3 separate regions of the Mus musculus genome follow, and all the other regions are linked to region 2. The links are chromatin loops, found by intact Hi-C in ENCODE. Cell type or tissue: heart. All regions are shown on one strand.

Region 1 (8,000 bases), 170 kb before region 2:
CAGAGATCCTCATAAATATCCTCTTCCTGCCCTGCCGCAAGTGCAAGGATAAAAGGTATGTATGCACACATGCCCTGCTGAAGGATAATCTTAGCAGAGAAAAGGATGTTATGTGTGTAATTAGAACAGGTACCAGGCAAAGGTGTATATGCATAAAGACACTCCACATGGCTCTGGGTGGGGCCAGATTGGATCAATGGGAACAGTAAAGACTTTTATCACTGTTGGCACAACATTTAAATGGAAGAATCTTCTAAGATATAACAACATTCATTAGTAACTACAAAAGGGGATGTGTGTGCTAAGGTGGTGGCCCTTCACTTGGCCTTCTGCTGCTGTTTGGATCTGAGTTGGTCACAAAAGTGACATTGTTAGGAGGTGACAGAGAGGATAAGGTTGGGATCAGTCAGAGTCTTAGGCCTTGGGGAATCCATCAATTCATCTATCTACTTCTGTTCTTATGTCTATCATCCAACCATCCACTCTTTAATTCATCCCGCCATTCAGTCATCATGTATCTGTCCAGTCACCCATGCATACAAATATATATTCATGCACACATTCAACCATTCACCCGTTCACCATCGGTCCTGTATCCATCCCCTAAGGGGATGTAACCTAGCCTGTTCCCCTCCTCTTCATTTTTCTCAATGTCATGACCATGGAGGGTACAGCTTAGCCGTATGCTGTCACCACAATACACTGTCTTACCAGAGTTCCAAAAGCCACACACTGAAACCTCTAAAACTCGGAGACAAAGAATGCCTATCCTCTTTTAAACCTATTGTCTCGGGCATTTGATACAAAGATGGAAAGGTGACAGATGTAGGCATGTGTTAAGAATCTCCTGAGAAATCTGATTTTATTATGTATGGTAATCAGGGTCTCAGGCTAGTTTGACCCCTAGCACTGCAAACAAAACATGCTGAGTCCAGCATCATTTCCATAACTTGACATTCCTTTATTCTATGGTAGTGTGCTGCTTCAGTCTATGGTAGGGTGCAATTTCAGTCTATGGTAGGGTGCTCCGTCAGTCTATAGTAGGGTGCTCCTTCAGTCTATAATATGGTGCTTCTTCAGTCTATAGGAGGGTTCTCCCACCAGCATTGAAATCAAATGAAACAAAAAATTAAGTAAAATCAAATAGAATGAATGATCAATACTAGATGGTCATAGTATAATACCTGTGGAGTCAAGTGATAGCCTCCTCTAGCTCTGGTCTTCTAGCATCCCAATATTATCCCTGGGAACTGTTGGTCCCAGGGGTTCCAGGCTCACCCAATGATACATAGTCTAGTCTACTTGACATGAGAATTCGTCCTGCTTCTGTGTTGCCAGGATTAACAGTGTCCATCAAAAATTGCCATTTCCATCCTCCTCCTACTCTGATGTGCAAGAAAACATGGAAGGTGGGCTGGGAACACAGGAGCCACCTACGCATCCAGCCACCCCCTCCCTCTCTGGAAATTCCCATACAGACTGAGAGTTGACTCATGTCAGATCCTGCTCCACCCACCCCACATCCTCATCCCCACGTCCTCTAAACACAAGGACGAAGAAAGGAAGGATGTCTAAACCAGGAACCAAGAAAACATACCTGTCAGCATCTGCCACATTTATGACGGTGACTCCAAGATCAGGAGAGGAAACAATAGCAGTGGGCTGGGGTAGGGATCGGGTTGTAATTGTGTCACTGGGTGAGTGTTTTGCGGTAATAAGAATGGGATGCTCAGTCAGGCTTGTAGTAGGAATGATGTCATATGTGAACACATCTGAAGAACATGCAAGAAGACAAGGGAGGTGGATAGATGAATGGGTGGATAGATAATGGATGGGTGTGCATATGGGTTGGTGGGTGGGTGCATAGATGGAGGGATAGATGAATGGATTGATGGACAGATGGACAGATGAGTAGGTGAAGAGAGATGGAGCTGAGGAAAATGAAAGCAGCCATCCAGGAAGCAAGTTTTTCTTTTGCTAAAATTCAAAGAAATAGTGTAAAGTTATCCTGAGTCAGAAGCAGTAAAAAAGGAATGGAAGGAGAAAATTGGAGGAATGGAAGGAGAAAAGAAGAGACTTCTTGAGCTGTTTGAGTTGTGAGAATTCTTTTGCCTGCTGCTGATCACTCTCAACCTGCCCCATCCTCTCCCTGAAACCGTTCTCGCTACCTCTGTAAGTCACGTCACTCTCAAGCTGTCCTTTACTGGATATTGTGACTGAGATCCATCTTGTCTTTGGCACACACACTCCTTGTTCTCAGGAGGCCTGTTCCTTCCCTCCCTGCCATCCCTGACACATCCACTGTTACTCCCTGGGGATGTAGAGCCCTGCAAGGCAGCAACTCCTCCTCAGAGAATTCAGAAATTCACAGTGGGGACTTGTTAGTGCATGATCCCTACTTAAATGAGCCTAGAGACTTGTTCCTCATAAGCAAGTGTCACTTCAGGTCTACTGAGGCAGGGTCTGCATTTGACATAAGGTCTTCATATGGTTCCTGCCTACAGCAAGACCTATGATACATAGTTTAGAAGCATGTGCGAGGGGCACTAATGGCATCTTGAGAGGAGGAGGGTAGATTGCAAGAGGCTTCCTAAGAATGTAACTTCTAAGCAGACATTTGGGAAATGAAACCCAGCTATCTTCCAAGTCTACTGTTCGTTCACCCTTTACTGAACCATGTACCCAAGGGAATCCATTTATAGGAGCTCACACTTAGTACTGGCCTGCAATGGACCTGTGAAGATTCTGGGAGAAAGCCAGGCTGCTAGAATCTCTGTCTTCCAATGTATCCTTACCTGATCTAGCTCTTTCTACACACCCACAGCTTGTACTCTGTAAGCCTGAAAGGATTGGTGAGCTATGTAAGAATTGGTTTTCTTCAGAGCTCGGATAGACTTGTGTCTTGTCTTGTTTTTCAATTGTAAGAGCCACATGATATATGGCTCATGGAACTCAAACTCTGTAAATTATCCCTATGTGTGCACACACAAATTGTCACGTGAGTGTGGATATACACATGCGAGGGTGTACATGCATGTAGAGGCTAGATATCAACCTCAGGTGTCATCCTTCAAGGTACCTTACTTTTTGAGTCAGAGTCCCATCTTTCTCTTGGAATTTGCTGAATCAGCTAGGCTGGCCGGCCAGTGTCGCCCCAAGGATGTATTATTAGTGTAGGCCACCACTACTGGCTTTTTAACGTTAGTACTGCGGGTAGAACTCACATGTTGATGGCAGACTCTGTACTAGCTGAGCTGTCTCTCCAGCCATACCTAGACTACATGTGACTGTGCCACACACTTTTGATACTTATCTTAGTTAGGGCTTCCATTGCTGTGAAGAGACCGTGACCATGACAACTCTTACAAAGAAAACAATTAACCAGCCATGGCTTACAGTTCAAAGGTATAGTCCAGGATCATCATGGAGGGAATCACAGACGTGTGCGGGCAGACATGGTGATGGAGAAAAAGCTAAGAGTTCTACATCTGGATCCAAAGGCCGCAGGAAGAGGGAACCTATCTTAGAGCTGTTTAGCACCTGAAACCTCAAAGTCCACCTTCAGTTACTTCAACCTCCTCCAAGAAGGCCACACCTACTCCAACAAGGCCACACCTACCTCAACAAGGCCACACCTCCTACAAGTGCCATTCCTTCGAAGCCTATGGGGACCACTTTCTTTCTTCTTTTTTAATTGTGGGAAATTATTATTTTTATTTTTAAAAGATTCATTTATTATTATATCTAAGTACACTGTAGCTATCTTCAGATGCACCAGAAGAGGGCGTCCGATCTCATTGAAAGAGCAGACAGTGCTCTTTAACCACTGAGCCATCTTGCCAGCCTGGGGACCACTTTCATTCAAACCACCATAATACCTGTACTGGCTAGTTTTGTGTCAACTTGACACAGCTGGAGTTATCAAGAGAAAGGAGCTTCAGTTGAGGAAATGACTCCATGAGATACAACTGTAAGACATTTTCTCAATTAGTGATCAAGGGTGAATGGCCACTTGTGGGTGGGACCATCTCTGGGCTGTTAGTCTTGGGTTCTATAAGAGAGCAGGCTGAGTAAGCCAGGGGAAGCAAGCCAGTAAGGAACATCCCTCCATGGCCTCGGCATCAGCTCCTGCTGTCTGACCTCCTTGAGTTCCAGTCCTGACTTCCTTGGTGATGAACAGCAGTATGGAAGTGTAAGCCGAATAAACCCTTTCCTCCCCAACTTGCTTCTTGGTCATGATGTTTGTGCAGGAATAGAAACCCTGACTAAGACAATACCTAATGTCTCTCCTGCATGGAATGGACCTGGGCTCCAAGCTTGGATGGGGCTGACCTTCAAGTACCCACTTAACCAACTGTCTAGACAGCATGGAGAGGGCTCTGTTGAAGCTCTGAGCATCACAGACAAATGCAAGGATCCTGGCATCTCTGCAGTTTTCAGAATGAGCTATGACGGGGTCTGGGGACCAGTGGAGGTTCCAGGACTGCCATTGCAAAGCTCACAAGTTCTTGATTATTAATAGTAGATCCAGGATGAGGGTCACATCTCTGACCCCTGAGTCTTCCTCACTGTCACTCAGGGATTGCCTCCATCTACTCTGAGGTCTCTGTGTGCTGAAGCCCACCTGTCCTGGAGAGGGTTCTGATGTAATTACAGGCAAGGGACAGTCAGGAATGGAAGGCTGTGAATGCTTGAGGGAACTTTAAGATTCTTCCAGATTAATGGTGTAGGAGGGATAGCTCAGCAGATGAAGACTCTCACTGCCAAGCCTGATGAACTAAATTCAGACAAAAGAACATTTGCATGTCCACCATAGCCTGAGCATGTGCACACATACAATTATAATGGCAGATTCCTGTCAGCAACAACAGCAAAACTATTCAGATAAACTGGCTCTTACCAGTTTCTCCCAGACACTAGCAAGCCTGGGTCCTAGGGTCTGCTGCAACCTTAACAAGCCTGTGGCCTTGTACCTCAGTTTTCAGCTACTAGAGCAGGCATTCTCAAACTTCCTAATGCTGTGGACCTTTAATAATAAGTTCTTCATGTTGTTGTGATCCTCAATGATAAAGAGATGTCATTGCTGCTTCATAATTGTAATTTTGCTACTATTATGAATCATAATGCAAATATGTGATATGAGACCCCTGTAGGGCTCTTGACCCACAGGTTGAGAATGTCTCTACTAGAGGAAGCTGTTTCTTGAGTCCTCTTCAACTCTGGAGCCTTGCGACCCAGGAAGGCTGAGAGCCACATGGAAGGGGAAGCTCACCTTTTGACACCACCAGTTGGATACCTCTGAGATAAGTTATCCTGGTATTTGCAGCGATCCCACAGTGATAGATGCCCGAGTCACTCATCCTGAGCTTACTCATGGTGACAGTGAAGAAGTTGAACTTAGAAGACTGTAGGATGGAGAATCTTGGCTTCTCGGCACCTTTGCTGACCAAGGGGTAACACAAGTTGTCTATTTGCTTACACCAGATCTTCTCATCAGAGTTGTAGAGTGGATCATACATGCATGTCACAGAAACAGTCTTGCCCTCCAGTACTCGAAGTAACTCTGGGTTCTGTGTCCAGGAGCCTGGGAATAAATGCTTCCTGTCAGAGAGCCCCCATCCTCTGCAGCAGCAGGAGAAGATGGGTTCCCTTCTCAGGGAGAGACCCTCTGTGTGTCTATGCTCAGAACTTGTTGCAGGCAGCAGCTGGCCACAGCCCCCCATGTGCTCTGCCCTCCCAAGCACTGAGCCCCATTGTGCATACCTCCTGCCCCCTGCCCTGTCCTCAACCTGCTTCCTTCCCTCTGTCCTTGTCCCCTGTCCTCACCTGAGGCCAGGAGCAGCAGCAGCACTGGGGAGAGCAGGTATGTGGGCTCCCAGGCCATCACAGAATCCTCCTGAGCTGAGATGGGGAGCAAGAAAGGAGTGGAGCTCTGAGAGAGGAGAGCAACCCTGGGCAGGATTCAGGAGCCACCACAGCCAGTCCTGCAGGAGCTGCTAAGGAAGGCAGAGACCTCTGTGGATGAGAGAGAAGCTGGGCAAGGTCTGTAAGGTCCTGTGGATCCTCCAGCTACAGGCTTCGAGTCTAGGCCCCTGCTCTGAACTAGATAAAGTCTCTCAGAGACTCTGATCTCCTGACGCACAAGGCCAGGCCTGAGGAGGGCTGAGAAGGCCTAGGAGGAAAGTGAAGTAAGAGAATGCTCATTTCTCAATTCACCCACTTCTTCTTTAGCTTAAAGTCTCTGTTCTCCACCCAAGATGCACTCACGGAAGGTAGGTGACAGAGTCAGAGGCCTTATGGAGACCTGGCTAGAACTCTAAGCCCTGCTTGCCCTCAGGATAGACCCTTCCTACCAGCCTACCTGTCACATGTGGAACAGAGGCCATGAGAGGAAAGGAGATGGGCATTTATTCCTAGGAATGGAGTAGCAAGGGAGTGGCCAGGAGCCTGGTCACGGTGGGGGCTGGGAAAGCTGGGCATGAAGTAAGACTTCAGAATGGGGGAAGGGAAAGGGGAGCCCCAGGCCCTATGGTTACCCAACACACCTAGCTTCCCAACATGCCACACTTACTGCTAAGAATTTGATGTATTCGTTAAACATTTTAAAAATAGTTGTCACAGAACAGTGAGATGCTTCAGCAGGTAAGGACGCGTGCTACCCAGACTGAGAACCTGAGTTTGAGCCCTGTGACCCACAGGCTAAAAGGGGAGACCTAATTCCCAACAGCTGTGTGCTTGATTCCACACAGAAATAAAACTTAAAGTAAATAAATATGCATGTCAGTGCATGCGCTATGAAATATCAATAGCTACAGGCTCTTCCCAGTTATCAGATAAGTAAGGAGAAAACCAGGCATGATGGTGCCTGACTATCATCCTAGAACTTAGGAGGCAGAGGCAGAGGCAGGAGGATGGAGAGGTAAAGTTTATGCATGGCTACATAGCAAGTTCGGTAAGGGCTACATGAGGCCCTGTCTAAAAATAAACAAATAAATAAAAATAAAATGTAAAAGCCTGTAATAATGGGGAACCTTTAACAGGCAATGCAGTGCTTCACGTAGGATGCCAGGGGGCAAGGGCTGATGCAGATGTGCACAGGACTTGTGGAAGGCTCTGGGGAAGAACGGGACAGAGGAATGAGAGTGGTGCAGGCACTGGGGAAGTGCAGGTCACCTTGGGAGGAGGCCTGAGAAGTGGGAAAGCCTTTGATCAAGTTGGCAAAGGGATTCCAAGCCTTTAGATACCAGTTCAATCAGCCAGTGGCAAGACAGGGTGTCTAGGTGGGAGTTGGGCCTTGGCAGAGTGACATTCTGCAGCTGAAGGGCTAGCTAGGTGACTCCTCACCACTCCCAGCCTGGAACAGGAAGTCCGAGGATGCTGAGGGCAGACGTGCAGCATCCTTCCCAGTGAACAGAGCAAGGCAAGCCTTCTGCAGCCACTGTGTAAACTCTATGGGAGAGTGCACAACTGTGGCCACAGGGCTACTTACTCTGCTCCCTGCACATAAAACAACAAGCCCTGCGAGGGGTGGTCAGTCCCTACAGCCTTTAACTCAGGAGACTGTTGCCTCTCCAAGGCTGGCAGCTTCCCTGGCCTGTCTGGTACCCTAGCTGGTTATGCCCTTCCAAGACCTAACTATACATTGCTTATGGCTCTGCTGGAGCTCAAGAAAGAAAGGCAAGAAGAGGAATGAGCCTGGGCTGGGGTTTGAGAAAAGTAAGCCACGCAGGCTGCAGGAGCTGAGGAAATGGTTTCTACAGCACTCCTCTGTTTCCAGTGTCCCTTCCACTTGGGGCAGGATTAGAGGGAAAATCTCTCATGCATTGCTGGCTCATAGAACCCCACCCCTGTGTGAACAAACATGAGTGGGTGGGTATCATTTTCACACTCTCCTATCTAACTTCTCCTTCTCGGGAGACTTTCATGCACCCATCACTGGGGCCAGTCCCTTGCCTCCTCTGTCCACATAGCTCCTATAGCACGCAGCCTTGCCAAGGTCC
Region 2 (8,000 bases):
AGGTATACACATAAACACATATAAACTATTGCAGATACACACATATACACATATAAACCATTACAGGTACACATGTATACACATATAAACTATTACAGGTACATGCATATACACATAAATTTAAAAAAAAAATCTTCCAAAACAATAACAACAAAAACCAGCCACCAAGAGCAGTCTATGGAGGAAAAGGTTCATTTGGTTTATGCTTGCAGTCTACAGCCCATCACTGAAGGAAGTCAGGACAGGAGCTAAAGCAGGGACTGGAGCAGAGACCATGGAGAAACGCTGTCTGCTGGCTTAGCTTGCTTAGCTAGCTTTCTCGTACATCTCAGGGCCACTTGCCCAGGGAATGGTGTCACCCACAGTGGACTGGAGCCTCCCATATCAACTAAAAACTGAGACAATCCCTCAGAGACATGTCCCAGGTCAGTTTGATCAGGGTAATCCCTCAATTGAGACTCTCCTCAGGGGACTCTAGGCTGTGTCAAGTGGACAGTTAAAGGTACCTGTCAACTTCCTTGCTCTCCTCTCCTGCTTCTGTCCTCACCACAGGGATGCTGGGGTTCTGTGATGATGGCTGGATTTTCAGTTGCTGTGATAAAACACCAGTGTTGGGAGCCAGGTGATCCAAGGCTCTCCCCACAGTTCTAATGTATGGAGAAGGAAGGTAGTCCCTTATCTAACACCAGGAATACCCCTGGCAAAGTCAGTAGTAACCCGGGGCCAGGGCCTTGGGGAAACTGTGGGTTTTATCAAATGACCTTTGGACCCAACTCCTCCCCACAAGGAGCTGTGGTTATTAGACCCAATGCCACTATAAAATCTGTCTGTGATACACTTGATACCCTGTATCTTAGGCAATGTTGTTTGATTAGCTTCCTGCTGACTGGATCCTATTGTACAACAGCTTTCCACTGACTGTCCCATTTCCCCTCGGCAAGCCACATAAAAACTGCTATTCTTGTAAATAAATTTGCTTGGCATAAGCCATCAGCGTCTGCAAGGCCTCCTGGTCCCGGTTTTCCTACCTTCTTTATTTGTATCATTCCCGATCTACCCTATCAGGAAACTGCACAGAAACCCTCTGGTCCAGGTCACACCATGACCAAGGCAACTTATGAAAGGAAGAACTTATTTGGGCTCACTGTCCCTAAAGAGATGAAACTCCACTGACAGAGAAGCATGGCAGCATGCAGCAGGCTGGAGCAGGAAGCTGCAAGCTCACATTTTGGTCCACAAGCAAGAAGCAGAGAGAGAAGGAGCACACAGTAGGGTAAGAACTTAGCTCTCAAAGCCAACCCCATGTGGCATAGGTCCTCCAGCAAGGTTCCTCCTAAACTGTCCCAACAGCTCTCCCAGCTGGGTACAAAGTGTTCAGAGGCCTGAGACGATGGGGAACATCTCACTCAAACCATTGCAGTCGCCTCTTCAGTGCCATCTCCTTGTGAATAGTTAACATGCAATGGTACTGAGGTCAAGGCCTGAGTTAAAATCCCCAGTGTAGCCCTTCACATCAGTGTGACTATAATGAGTCACTGTCCCTCTCTGATACTGTGTCCCCTTCTGGACAGGAAGAGGGAGAGAAGCCCTGGATACCACCTTCTAGGACAAGGCCATGTGCATGTCAGTTGCATGAGCACAGCCCAACATCTAGAGAGGCAGAGCAGGCAGGGAAGGGAAGCCAGCCAGCTCTGGCCTCAGTCTGACAGCGACTGAGGAAGAGAAGGCACAGAGCAGTTGCTTACACATTAGACCCTCACACAGGGTCAGATGCTGTGTTCCAGGAGGCAGGACAAGCTTGAGTGCTTCAGAGAGAGGAGCCTTGGAGATGCTGCAAGCTCAGGATGGTCAGGTGGTTTCATGGGGGAGATTTCTCTGTGTAGTTCAGAGCATGGGCTGTTGTCAGGAGGTAGGTAATGCCTGCAGGAGGTTATAGAGATGTGGGTACAGACACTGCACAGTCTGGACCTTGGCAAGGCTGCCTGCTATAGGAGCTATGTGGACAGAGGAGGCCAGGGACTGGCCCCAGTGATGGGTGCATGAAAGTCTTCAGAGAAGAAGTTAGATAGGAGAGTGTGAAAATGATACCCACCCACTCATGTGTATTCACACAGGGGTGGGGTTCTGTGAGCCAGCAATGCATGAGAGATGTTCTCTCTAATCCTGCCCCAAGTGGTAGGTATCCCATCCCGCGGGATTCAGTTATTCGTGGGTGCGAGGGGGACCGCAAACCTGGAAGGAGATGGGAGGAAAAGAAAGAAGAGCAGGAGACCAGGAAGGGTACCTAGTGAGGTCTCGTTTATTACGCTGAGGTGCCTTCTTTTTAAAGCATACATCGCGGGGAATATGGGAGGGGTCGAGGGAGAATTATACAAAGAACAAAGAAATGGGCAACTGCTGACATGGGGGCCGAAGTCAGGAGCCAAGCAGCGGGCACTCTGGATCTTATCTCTGGAACATCGATCCTCCTTGACAGCCTTGGGGGTCAGGCTGGGCTCAGGCATAACTCATGTCCTTGGATGGCATGAGAACTCAGGAAGAAATAGGGAAGAGGGGACTATAATTCAGCTTTTACAGCCTCAGGTGCCAAGAAAGGAACAGGGAGGAAAGGGGGGTGATAACCAGCTCTTAGTACAAGGCCATTTGACCTGTTAGGGAGATTGTGAAGGGCTCACTTTCTCACGGGATGGTCTCCAACAGGTAGAAACACTGAAAACAGAGGAGTGCTGAAGTAACCTATTTCCTCAGCTCCTGCAGCCTGCATGGCTTCTCTTTTTTCAAACCCCAGCCCAGTCTCCTTGCTCTTCTTGCCTTTCTTTCTTGAGATCTAGCAGAGCCAGAAGCAATGTAGACTTAGGTTTGGGAGGGGCATAACCAGCTAGGGTACCAGACAGGCCAGCGATGCTGCCTGCCTCGCAACAGTCTCATGAGCTAAAGGCTGTAGGGACTGACCACCCCTCACAGGGCTGGTTGTCTTACATGCAAGGAGCAGGTGAAATAACCCTGCGGCCACAGTTGTGCACTCTCCCATAGAGTTTACACAGTGGCTGCAGAAGGCTTGCCTTGCTCTGTTCACTGGGAAGGATGCTGCAGGTCTGCCCTCAGCATCCTCGGACTTCCTGCTTCATGTTGGGAGTGGTGAGGAGTCACCTAGCTAGCCCTTCAGCTGCAGAATGTCAACCTGCCAAGGCCCAACTCACCCCTAGACACCTTGTCTTGCCACTGGCTGATTGATTCTGGTATCTAAAGGCTTGGCATCCCTTTGCCAACTTGATTAAAGACTTTCCCACTTCTCAGGCCTCCTCCCAGGGTGACCTGCACTTCCCCAGTGCCTGCACAACGCTCATTCCTCTGTCCCGTTCTTCCGCAGAGCCTTTCACAAGTCCTGTGCCCATCGGCTTCAGCCCTTGCTCCCTGGCATCCTACCTGAAACCCTGCATTTCCATTTAAAGGTTCCCCACTATTACAGGTTTTTACATTTTATTTTTATTTATTTGTTTATTTGAGACAGGGCCTCTGTTGTGCTCACCTTGTCCGGCAAGGAAAAACACAACACGGTCGGATTCCTCTCAACAGCTTTATTGCAGGAACGCCTCAATGCTAAGGGAACCCCGGGAACCCAGGGAGGACTGCTTATATACACCCCAGCACTGGGGAGGGCTATGTGTCCTCCTGGGATTGGTCAGTCTGCCGGCACTTTAATTTGCATGCACCCGCTTGGGAGGGGTTGGCGCCAGATTCGGGCTAGCGCCTGCGCAGTAGTGTTGTTTATGGTGAGGGTGTACCGGAGACCGGCGCCATCTTTTAGGGTTAGGCCGGCTGCCTACAGGCCTCATGTAGCCCTGATTGAACTTGCTACGTAGCCAAGGATAAACATGACCTCTCCATCCTCCTGCCTCTGCCTCCTAAGTTCTAGGATGATAGTCAGGCACCATCATGCCTGGTTTTCTCCTTACTTATCTGATAACTGGGAACAGCCTGTAGCTATTGATATTTCATAGTGCATGCACTGACATGCATATTTATTTACTTTAAGTTTTTTTTTTTCTGTGTGGAATCGAGCACACTGCTGTTGGGAATTGAGTCTCACATTTTAGCCTGTGGGTCATGGTTCTCAGTCTGGGTAGCACGTGTCCTTACCTGCTGAAGCATCTCACTGTCCTGTGACAACTATTTTTAAAATGTTTAATGAATACATCAAATTCTTAGCAGTGAATGTGGCATGTTGGGAAACTGGGTGTGTGGGGTAACATAGGGCCTGGGGCTCCCCTTTCCCTTCCCCCATTCTGAAGTCTTCCTTCATGCCCAGCTTTCCCATCCCCCACCCTGACCAGGCTCCTGCCCACTCCCTTGCTCCTCCATTCCTGAGAATAAATGCCCATCTCCTTTCCTCTCATGGCCTCTGCTCCACATGTGACAGGTGGGCTGGTAGGAGGGTCTAACCTGAGGGCAAGCAGGGCTTAGAGTTCTAGCCAGGTCTCCAAAGGGCCTCTGACTCTGTCACCTGCCTTCTGTGGGTGCATCTTGGGTGGAGAACAGAGACTTTAAGCTAAAGAGGAAGTGGCGGAACTGGCCGGGGAGGAGAAATGAGAATTCTCTTACTTCACTTTCCTCCTGGGTGTTCTCAGCTCTCCTCAGGCCTGGCCTTGTGAGGCAGGAGATCAGAGTCTCTGAGAGCTTTCATCTAGTTCAGAGCAGGGCTGTAGCTGGAGGATCCACAGGACTGCACAGGCCTTGCCCAGCTTCTCTCTCATCCACAGAGGTCTCTGCCTTCCTTAGCAGCTCCTGCAGAACTGGCTGTGGTGGCTCCTGAATCCTGCCCAGGGTTGCTCTTCTCTCTTCAGAGCGCCCCTCCTTTCTTGCTCAACATCACAGCTCAGGAGGACTCAGTGATGGCCTGGGAGCCCACATACCTGCTCTCCCCAGTGCTGCTGCTGCTCCTGGCCTCAGGTGAGGACAGGGACAAGGACAGAGGGAAAAAACCAGGTTGAAGAGAGGGCAGGGGACAGGAGGTGTGCACAATGGGGCTCTGTGCTTGTGAGGGCAGAGTACATGGGGGGCTGTGGCCAGCCGCTGCCTGCAACAAGTTCTGAGCATAGACACACAGAGGGTCTCTCTCTCCCTGAGAAGGGAACCCATCTCCTCCTGCTGCTGCAGAGGATGGGGGCTCTCTGACATGAAACATTTATTCCCAGGCTCCTGGACACAGAAACCAGAGTTACTTCGAGCACAGGAGGGTGAGACTGTTTCTTTGACATGCTGGTATGATTCGCTCTACCACTCCGATGAGAAGATCTGGTGTAAGCAAATAGACAACTTGTGTTACCTCTTCGTCAGCAAAAGTGCCGAGAAGCCAAGATTCCTCATCCAGCAGTCTTCTCGCTTCAACTTCTTCACTGTCACCATGACTAAGCTCAAGATGAGTGACTCGGGCATCTATCACTGTGGGATCGCTGTAAATACCAGGATAATTTATCTCAGAAGTATTCACCTGGTGGTGTCAAAAGGTGAGCTTCCCCTTCCATGTGGCTCTCGGCCTTCCTGAGTTGCAAGGCTCCAGAGTTGGAGAGGACTCAAGAAACAGCTTCCTCTAGTAGAGACGTTCTCAACCTGTGGGTCAAGAGCCCTACAGGGGTCTCATATCAGATATTTACATTATGATTCATAATAGTTACAAAATTACAGTTACAGAGTAGCAACAAAATACTTTTGTGATTAGGGGTCACCTCAGCATGAGGAACTGTCTTAGTGTCACAGCATTAGGAAGACTGAAAAATCACTGCTCTAGTTGCTGAAAACTGGCGTAGAGAAGAATGGCCCCTCCCCTAAGGCCACCAGCCGCTTAAAGCCAGTGGCCAGCTGAACCCCAAGCTTGCTGGCCTCTGGCTGGTTCTTACTGGTTTCTCTGAACACTTTTGCCTCGTTGCTGCTAACAGAAATCTATTTCTTTGGCTGGATCTCAGAGTTCCCCCATGCATTCACAGCCTTCCATTCCTGAACACCCGTTGCCTGTAATCCCATCAGAAACCCTCTCTCCAGGGGCGGTGGAGAGATCTCATAGCCAGTGGGCAGGGCACTGAGAGATGTGGACTCAGAGGAGACAGGTAGAAAGTGAGGCCGACTTGAGGCTTCGTCGGGGAGGCTGGCAGATGTGAGTTCTCTTCGGGGCTCTGCCCTTGACAAGCGAGAGCTCTTGAGCTCTCAGACAGTGGTCCAGAGTACTGCTGCTGATCTTGAGTCTTCCGTGTATTTCATGCTGAAGACTGCAGTGGCTTGGGACTTTCATCTGCATTCATACATGATGTCCATATGTTCGCAATCCCAGTCCCAGGGCTTTCCTGCTGCAGTAGCACATGCCCCGCACTTTTGCTCAGTGGGTGCCTGGAGGCTGTTTTTCTGAAAGTTTTGGCCCAGGCACATCTCATGCCGTGGAGGCAGTAGGTGCTGACCTTCCTACATCTTCAAACACAGTGGGCACAGGACTGGGGAGACGATCCAGACAATAAAATGCTTGCCACGTGTAGAGATTAATTTTAGTTGCCAAAGTGTCAGAACCTAGAATGATCAGGGAGACAAGTCTCTCAGCACCGCTGTGAAAGATTATCTCGGCTTGAGGTGGGAAGACCCATCTTAAAAATGGGTAGCACCATTCCCTAAGCTTGGGGTATGGGATGCAATAAAAAAAAAAAAAAAAAAGAGGATGTGAGCTGAGCGCATCCATTGCTCTCTGCTCCTTGACACTGGATACACCTGCAGCCAGCTGCTTCAAGCTCCCCGTAGCCTTGACTTCCGTCGCCTTGCTGTGATGGGCTGGACTCTGAACTATGTACTCTTTCTCTCAGTGTCGCTCTGGACAGGGTGTCTTATCACAGTGATGCAACAAGTATCCAAGAAACTACACAAGTCTGAGGACCCTAGTTCAATTCCCCAAAGGTACATTAAAGGATAGGTTGGTCACAGAGCTTTGTGCTTGTAACCCCAGCGCTGGAGAGGTGGAGACAGGAGGAACCTTGAGGCTCACTGGCAAGGTCCAGGCTAGTGAGAAACCCAGTCTCAAAAATTAAATAAAATAAAAGTGAAGTGGATTACACCTGAGTCAAGATGGCTAAAAATATCTTTTAACCTCTGCAGGCAGGTGTACACATGCAAACATACAAACAATACAGATACATGTGTATAAAGACACATTTTACAAAAGAACACTGGGGGCTAGTCAGATGGCTCAGTGGTTAAGGGTGCATGCTGCTCTGACAGAGTACCGGTGTTTGGTTCCTAGGATCCTCATCTGGTAGCTCACTAAAGCTGGTAACTCCAGCTCCAGGACATCTAGTCTCCATGGTGACTGCACTCACCTGCACATATCACCCCTGCCACATACACAGAACTGAAAATACTAAAAATCATGAGATGAAAGAACACAGGAAACAGAAGATGTCACTTACAGTAACTCCTGCCCCATTCACAACACAGCATTGGTTTTCTGTGCAGGGAGAGTAGATGGTGCTATTCTGAGTCCTTGTTTGCTGGCCCCAGGGTTCCTTCTCTTCCAGGGCTGGAGGGTGGGGGGTTGGGGAGGTGAGAAGACAGATGCTGAACTCACTGTGGTCTCTTACAGCTTCATCCACAACCACCTGGAGGACAACAACCCTGGCCTCTACCCACAGCCCCGTCACTAACAGGTACTGCAGGCTCCCTGGCCTGTCCCCCATCTTGGGCTTCCTCCCATTCTCCTAACTATAGTTCTCCAAGTAACTGTCACTCTGATAGATACCAACTCTCACAGGATGGACGGAGTCAGATAGTCACTTCTGACCATTTTATATAGGCTCAGTTTTCTCATCTGTGAAATGAAATTACAATGATATTTCCATATTTGTATCTATCTATCTACCTATCTATCTATCTATCTATCTATCTATCTATCTATCTATCTATCTATCTATCCATCCATCCATCCATCCATCCATCCATCCATCCATCTATCTATCTATCTATCTATC
Region 3 (8,000 bases), 150 kb before region 2:
GAAGCCCTACTCCATGCAAGTACTTGAGCTGGTACTGAAAGAAAGATGAATTTTCAAGACCTGTAAGTCATATAAAGTACTCAGAAATTGCTGGTTGTTTGTGAGCCTAGAGGCCGCCTGGGGCTGAGAACAAAGAAGAACAAACCCTGGCATGCTCGTCGTTAAAGCATTCCTGGGAACAGCTTGACCATAAAGATAAAGAGGAATGTGCGGACATAACAGGGCAATCTGAACTGAGTCAACAACCATCTGTCCCGGTAACTCCCTCTGCCCATTGCCCTTTGATGCAGTTTAAAGTCATAAATTAACCAGATACTCTGCTGGCATTGATAAACATCCAACTCACAGAACCCTGACACCCTGTCCTGCACGCATTCTTTTGCTGACATGTAATCTTTCTGCTGATGTTTGAATAAGACAATAGTGTGTTGTTATGCTGAATTCCCCAACCCTAAGCCATTTACCCCATAAAACCCCCTAGCTTTTGAGCATCGGGGTCGAATCCACTATGTCCTGCGTGAGATACGTTTCAACTCGGAGCTCCGCCATTAAACGGCCTCGTGTGTTTGCAGCAAGAAGGATTCTCATGTTTCTTTGGGTGCACTCTCTCTCCCGAGACCCCCTTTTGGGGACCCCAAAAGGGGGTCTTACAGTACCAAGCAAGAGAATGGAAGAGGAAGAAATACTATGTCTCCCCCCCAAGCCTGGAAAAGGAGTCCACACTCACAGAGAAATGAATGCCATGAGCACACCACATCTATTTCACGAGGAATATGTTTTTCTTGGTGCTGAGGATGGAACCAGAGCTTTGTACATCCTTAGCCCATGCTCTGAGCCACCTACTCAGCCTAGAGCCACACACTAAACCCAAGATGGCCACCCTGCAGTAATGCCACCCCATTTCCACACTGTGGATCACATGCACAATATTTTAAAAATATTTTTTGAGATTTTATTTATTCTTATTTATGTATATATGTGTTTGCCTAATATATTTGGGCACTGTGTAGGTGAAATGTCTGCCCATGAAGGCCAGAAGAGGGTGTAGGTACTGGAATTATAGATAATTGTGATATACTGTGTGGGGGCTGGGAATCAAACCCAGGTCTTCTGGAAGCACAGCTAGAGTCTTAACCACTGAGTCATCTCTCCAGCCCTGGAAATTCTGATATTTAGAAGACAGCTTGTATATGTAATAGTATGCAGAGTCATACAAATGCTCAAAAAATCTCTCATAGAAAATTTGTTGGGATGAAAGATTTAAAAAATTAGCCTGGCAGAAGTGGCAGAGGCAGGTGGGTCTCTGTAAGTTCAAGGCCAGCCTGGGCTACAGAATGAGTTTCAGGACATCCCAGGCTACACAGAAAAGTTTTGTCTTGAAAAACAACAAAAGATAATTTTAAGATGAAAACAGCTAAGAGCAGGCAAATCACTGTGGGCTTATGACTTTTCTGATGGATGGAAACATGTGTATATTGAAATTATTATTCTGAGGAGTGGGGAGCAATGTTTAAGGATAGTTTTGTATGTGTGTATGTGTGTGTGTGTGTATGGATGAATGTATTTTATATAGAGTTGCTCTCTCTATATATATCTGGCTGTCTTGAAGCTGACACTAGGCTGGCCTCAAGCTCACAGAGATCCTCATGGATATTCTCTTCCTGCCCTGCCACAAGTCCCCAAGTGCTGGGATAAAAGGTGTGTGTGCACACATGCCCTGCTGAAGGATAATCTTAGCAGAGAAAAGGATGTTATGTGTGTAATTAGAACAGGTACCAGGCTAAGGTGTGTATCAATAAAGACACTCCACGTGACTATGGGTGGGACCAGATTGGATCAATGGGAACAATAAAGACTTTTATCACTGATGACACAACATTTAAATGGAAAAATATTCTAAGATATAACAACATTCATTAGTAACTACAAAAGGGAATGTGCGCGCTAAGGTGGTGGCCCTTCACTTGGTCCGCTGCTGCCATTTGGATCTGAGTTGATCACAAAAGTGACACTGTTAGTAAGTGACACAGAGGATAACGTTGAGATCAGTCAGAGGCTTGGGCCTTTGGGGAATCCATCATATCATCTATCTATTTCTGTTCTTATGTCTATCATCCAACCATCCACTCTTTAATTCATCCCGCCATTCAGTCATCGTGTATCTGTCCAGTCACCCATGCATACAAATATATATTTATGCACACATTCAACCATTCACCCATTCACCATCCACCGTGTATCCATCCCCAACGGGGATGTAACCTAGCCTGTTCCCCCCTCTTCATTTTTCTCAATGTCATGACCATGGAGGGTACAGCTTAGCTGTATGCTGCTACCACAATACATTGTCTCACCACAGATCCAAAAGCCATGCAGTGAAACCTCTAGAACTCAGAGACAAAGAATGCCTGTCCTCTTTTAAACCTATTGTCTCAGGCATTTGGTACAAAAATGAAGAGGTGACAGACATAAGCATAGGTTAAGAATCTCCTGAAAAATCTGATTTTATCATGTATGGTAACCAGGGTCTCAGGCTAGTTTGATCCCTAGCACTGCAAACAAAGCATGCTGAGTCCAGCATCATTTCCATAACTTGAAGTTCCTTTATTCTATGGCAGTGTGCTCCTTCAGTCTATGGTAGGATGCTATTTCAGTCTATGGTAGGGTGCTCCTTCAGTCTATAGTAGGGTGCTCCTTCAGTCTATATTATGGTGCTCCTTCAGTCTATGGGAGGGTCCTCTAACCAGCGTTGAAATCAAATGAAACAAAAATTAAGTAAAGTCAAAAAGAATGAATGATCAATACTAGATGGTCATAGTATAATACCTGTGGAGTCAAGTGATAGCCACCTCTAGCTCTGGTCTTCTAGTATCCCAATAGTATCCCTGGGAACTGTTGGGCCCCAGGGGTTCCTGGCTCACCCAATGATACATAGTCTAGTCTACTTGACATGAGAATTCATCCTGCTTCTGTGTTGGCAGGATTAATAGTGTTCATCAAAAATTGGTATTTCCATCCTCCTCCTACTCTGATGTGCAAGAAAACATGGAAGGTGAGCTGGGGAACACAGGAGCCACCTACACATCCAGCCACCCCCTCCCTCTCGGGAAATTCCCATATAGAGTATTGACTCATGTCTGATCCTGCTCCACCCACCCCACATCCTCATCCCCACATCCTTTCAACACAAGGATGAAAAAATATAGGATGTATAAACCAGGAGCCATGAAAACATACCTGTCAGCATCTGTCCCATTTATGATGATGACTCTAGGATCAGGAGAGGAAACAACAGTGGTGGGCTGGGGTAGAGATCGGGTTGTAGTTGTGTCACTGGGTGAGTGTTTTGTGGTAATAAGGGTAGGAAGCTTAGTTAGCCTTGTAGCAGGAATGATGTCAGGAGTGGACACAACTGAAGAACCTGCAAGAAGACACGGGAGGTGGATAGATGAATGGGTGGAGAGATAATGGATGGGTGGGCAGATGGGTTGGTGGGTGGATGCATAGATGGAGAGATAGATTTATGGATTGATGGACAGATGGACAGATGAGTAGGTGAAGAGAAATGGAGCTGAGGAAAATGAAAGCAGCCATCCAAGAAGCAAGTTTTTTTTTTTTTTTAATCTAAAACCAAAGAAATAGTGTAAAGTTATCCTGAGTCAGAAGCAGTAAAAAAGGAATGGAAGGAGAAAAAGAGAAACAGTGGAAAGAGGCGTGAGGAGAGACTTCTTGAGCTGTTTGAGTTGTGAGAATTCTTTTGCCTGCTGCTGATCACTCTCAAACCTGCCCCATCCTCTCCCTGACACCGTTCTCGCTACCTCTGTAAGTCACATCACTCTCAAGCTGTCCTTTACTGGATATTGTGACTGAGATCCATCTTGGCTTTGGCACACATATTCTTTGTTCTCAGGAGGCCTGTTCCTTCCCTCTCTGCCATCCCTGACACATCCACTGTTACTCCCTGGGGATATAGAGCCCAGCGAGGCAGCAACTCCTCCTCAGAGAATTCAGAAATTCACAGTGGGGACTTGTTAGTGCATGATCCCTACAGAAATGAGCCTAGAGACTTGTTCCTCATAAGCAAGTGTCACTTCAGGTCTACTGAGGCAGGGTCTGCATTTGACATAAGGTCTTCATATGGTTCCTGCCTACAGCAAGACCTAAGATACATAGTTTAGTATGGGAGGGGCCCCGATGGCATCTTGAGAAGAGGAGGGTAGATTGCAAGAGGCTTCCTAAGAATGTAACTTCTAAGCAGACATTTGGGAAATGAAACCCAGCTATCTTCCAAGTCTACTGTTCACCCTTTACTGACCCATGCTACCCAAGGGTATCCATGTATAGGAGCTCCCAATGACTCCTGGCCTGCAATGGACCTGTGATGAAGATTCTGGGAGAAAGCCAGGCTGCTAGAATCTCTGTCTTCCAATGCATCCTTACCTGACCTAGCTCTTTCTACACACCCACAGCTTGTACTTTGTAAGCCTGAAAGAATGGCTGAGCTATGTAAGAATTGTTTTTCTTCAGAGCTCGGATACATTTGTTCCTTGTTTTGTTTTTTAATTGTAAGAGCCACATGATATATGGTTCAGGGAACTCAAACTCTGTAAATGATCCCTATGTGTGCACACGCAAATTGTCATGTGAATGTGGATACACACATGCGAGAGTGTACATGAATGTAGAGGCTAGATTTCAACCTCAGGTGTCATTCTTCAAGATACCTTACTTTTTGAGTCAGAGTCTTACCTTTCTCTTGAAATTTGTTGATTCAGCTAGGCTGGCTGGCCAGTGTGGTCCCAAGGAAGTATTATTGGTGTAGGCCACCACTACATGCTTTTTAATGCTTACTATTGAGGGTAGAACTCACATATTCATGGCAGACTTTGTACCAGCAGTGAGGGTAGAACTCACATGTTCATGGCAGACTGCATCAGCCGAGATGTCTCTCCAGCCCTACCTTTACTACCTTTGAATGCGCCACACACTTTTGATACCTATCTTAGTTAGGGCTGCCATTGCTGTGAAGACACCATGACCATGACAACTCTTACAAAGGAAAACAATTAACTGGGGCAGGCTTACAGTTCAGAGGTTTAGTCCAGGATCATTATGGAGGGAATCACAGGGGTGTGCGGGCAGACATGGTGCTGGAGAAAAAGCTAAGAGTTCTACATCTGGATCCAAAGGCTGCAGCAAGAGAGAGCTATCCTAGAGCTCTCTAGCATCTGAAACCTCAAAGTCCACCTTCAGTGGCTTCAACCTCCTCCAACAAGGCCACACCTACTTCAACAAGGCCACACCTCCTACAGGTGCCATTCCATAGGAACCTATGAGGACCATTTTCCTTCAAACCACCATAATACCTAATGTCTCTCCTGCATGGAATGGACCTGGGGTCCATACATGGATGGGGCTGACCTTCAGGTACCCCCACTTAACCAACTGTCTAGGCAGCATGGAGAGGGCTATGTTGAAGCTCTGAGTATCATAGACAAATGCAAGGAGCCTGGCATCTCTGTAGTTTTCAGAATGAGCTATGAAGGGGTCTGGGGACCAGTGGAGGTCCCAGGACTGTCATCCCAAAGCTCACAGGTTCTGAATTATTAATAGCACATCCAAATGAGAAGTCTTCCTCACTGTCACTCAGGGACTGCCTCCATCTACTCCGAGGTCTCTGTGTGCTGGAGCCCACCAACCCTGCAGCAGGTTCTGATGTAATTACAGCCAGGGACAGTCAGGAATGGAAGGCTGTGAATGCTTGAGGGAACTTTAAGATTCTTCCAGATTAATGGTGTAGGAGGGATAGCTCAGCAGATGAAGACCTTTGCTGCCAAGCCTGATGAACTAAATTCAGCCAAAGAACATTTGCATGTCCACCATCGCATGAGCATGCGTACACATACAATTCTAATGGCACATTGCTGTCAGCAACAACAGTGTTCAGAAAAACTGGCTCTTACCAGTTTCTCCCGAGACACTAGCAAGCCTGGGTCCTAGCATCCACAGCAACCTTAACAAGCTTGTGGCCTTGGGGGAGGAGGGTCTTTCATTGTACCTCAGTTTTCAGCTACTAGAGCAGGCATTGTCAAACTTCCTAATGCTGTGGACCTTTAATAATAAGTTCTTCATGTTGTTGTGAACCTCAATGATAAAAAGATCTCATTGCTGCTTCATAGTTGTAATTTTGCTAATATTATGAATCATAATGCAAATATGTGATATGAGACCTCTGTAGGGCTCTTGACCCACAGGTTGAGAACATCTCTACTAGAGGAAGCTGTTTCTTGAGTCCTCTTCAACTCTGGAGCCTTGAGACCCAGGAAGGCTGAGAGCCACATGGAAGGGGAAGCTCACCTTTTGACACCACCAGGTGGATATTTCTGAGATAAACTGACGTGTTATTTGCAACAATCCCACAGTGATAGATGCCCGAGTCACTCATCTTGAGCTTAGTCATGGTGACAGTGAAGAAGTTGAAGCGAGAAGACTGCTGGATGAGGAATCTTGGCTTCTCGGCACTTTTGCTGACGAAGGGGTAACACAAGTTGTCTATTTGCTTACACCAGATCTTCTCGCTGGAGTGGTAGAGCGAATCATACCAGCATGTCACAGAAACAGTCTCACCCTCCTGTGTTCGAAGTAACTCCGGGTTCTGTGTCCAGGAGCCTGGGAATAAATGTTTCATGTCAGAGAGCCCCCATCCTCTGCAGCAGCAGGAGGAGATGGGTTCCCTTCTCAGGGAGAGACCCTCTGTGTGTCTATGCTCAGAACTTTTTGAAGGCAGCGGCTGGCCACAGCCCCCCATGTACTCTGCCCTCACAAGCACAGAGCCCCATTGTGCACACCTCCTGCCCCCTGCCCTCTCTTCAACCTGGTTTCTTCCCTCTGTCCTTGTCCCTGTCCTCACCTGAGGCCAGGAGCAGCAGCAGCACTGGGGAGAGCAGGTATGTGGGCTCCCAGGCCATCACTGAGTCCTCCTGAGCTGTGATGTTGAGCAAGAAAGGAGGGGAGCTCTGAAGAGAGGAGAGCAACCCTGGGCAGGATTCAGGAGCCACCACAGCCAGTTCTGCAGGAGCTCCCGAGGAAGGCAGAGACCTCTGTGGATGAGAGAGAAGCTGGGCAAGGTCTGTGCAGTCCTGTGGATCCTCCAGCTACAGCCTTGCTCTGAACTAGATGAAAGCTCTCAGAGACTCTGATCTCCTGCCTCACAAGGCCAGGCCTGAGGAGAGCTGAGAACGCCCAGGAGGAAAGTGAAGTAAGAGAATTCTCATTTCTCCTCCCTGGCCAGTTCCACCACTTCCTCTTTAGCTTAAAGTCTCTGTTCTCCACCCAAGATGCACTCACAGAAGGCAGGTGACAGAGTCAGAGGCCCTTTGGAGACCTGGCTAGAACTCTAAGCCCTGCTTGCCCTCAGGTCAGACCCTTCCTACCAGCCCACCTGTCACATGTGGAGCAGAGGCCATGAGAGGAAAGGAGATGGGCATTTATTCTCAGGAATGGAGGAGCAAGGGAGTGGGCAGGAGCCTGGTCAGGGTGGGGGATGGGAAAGCTGGGCATGAAGGAAGACTTCAGAATGGGGGAAGGGAAAGGGGAGCCCCAGGCCCTATGTTACCCCACACATCCAGTTTCCCCAACATGCCACATTCACTGCTAAGAATTAGATGAATTCATTAAACATTTTAAAAATAGTTGTCACAGGACAGCGAGATGCTTCAGCAGGTAAGGACACTTGCTACCCAGACTGAGAACCATGACCCACAGGCTAAAATGTGAGACTCAATTCCCAACAGCAGTGTGCTCGATTCCACACAGAAAAAAAAAAAACTTAAAGTAAATAAATATGCATGTCAGTGCATGCGCTATGAAATATCAATAGCTACAGGCTGTTCCCAGTTATCAGATAAGTAAGGAGAAAACCAGGCATGATGGTGCCTGACTATCATCCTAGAACTTAGGAGGCAGAGGCAGGAGGATGGAGAGGTCATGTTTATCCTTGG

The links. Peaks named below come from ENCODE experiments on the same cell type or tissue, not always from the same donor. Only the 100,000 strongest peaks of a DNase experiment are listed, where the experiment ranks them.
Region 1: it touches region 2 in a loop (2.1-fold over the local background); 5 of 42 quality-filtered maps call a loop at or near these places.
Region 3: a loop joins it to region 2, with 4 times the contacts of the local background. A loop is called at or near these places in 2 of 42 quality-filtered maps.

The regions. Positions count from the first base shown.
Region 1 is chr17:48,140,125-48,148,124 of GRCm38, forward strand. 9830107B12Rik (RIKEN cDNA 9830107B12 gene) reads right to left here and starts at 6,183. Exons shown (of 4, transcript NM_001177896.1): 1 at 5,827-6,183; 2 at 5,273-5,584. The coding sequence starts at 5,884. In heart, no CTCF peak of the experiment used is centred here; no DNase peak of the experiment used is centred here; H3K27me3 peaks cover 985 bases.
Region 2 is chr17:48,311,536-48,319,535 of GRCm38, forward strand. Treml2 (triggering receptor expressed on myeloid cells-like 2) reads left to right here. Exons shown (of 5, transcript NM_001033405.2): 5 at 1-999. It overlaps B430306N03Rik (RIKEN cDNA B430306N03 gene), which reads left to right and starts at 4,627. Exons shown (of 6, transcript NM_177083.4): 1 at 4,627-4,950; 2 at 5,196-5,507; 3 at 7,616-7,679. The coding sequence starts at 4,893. In heart, no CTCF peak of the experiment used is centred here; no DNase peak of the experiment used is centred here.
Region 3 is chr17:48,160,021-48,168,020 of GRCm38, forward strand. A530064D06Rik (RIKEN cDNA A530064D06 gene) reads right to left here and starts at 7,237. Exons shown (of 4, transcript NM_178796.6): 1 at 6,911-7,237; 2 at 6,358-6,669; 3 at 3,238-3,421. The coding sequence starts at 6,968. In heart, no CTCF peak of the experiment used is centred here; no DNase peak of the experiment used is centred here.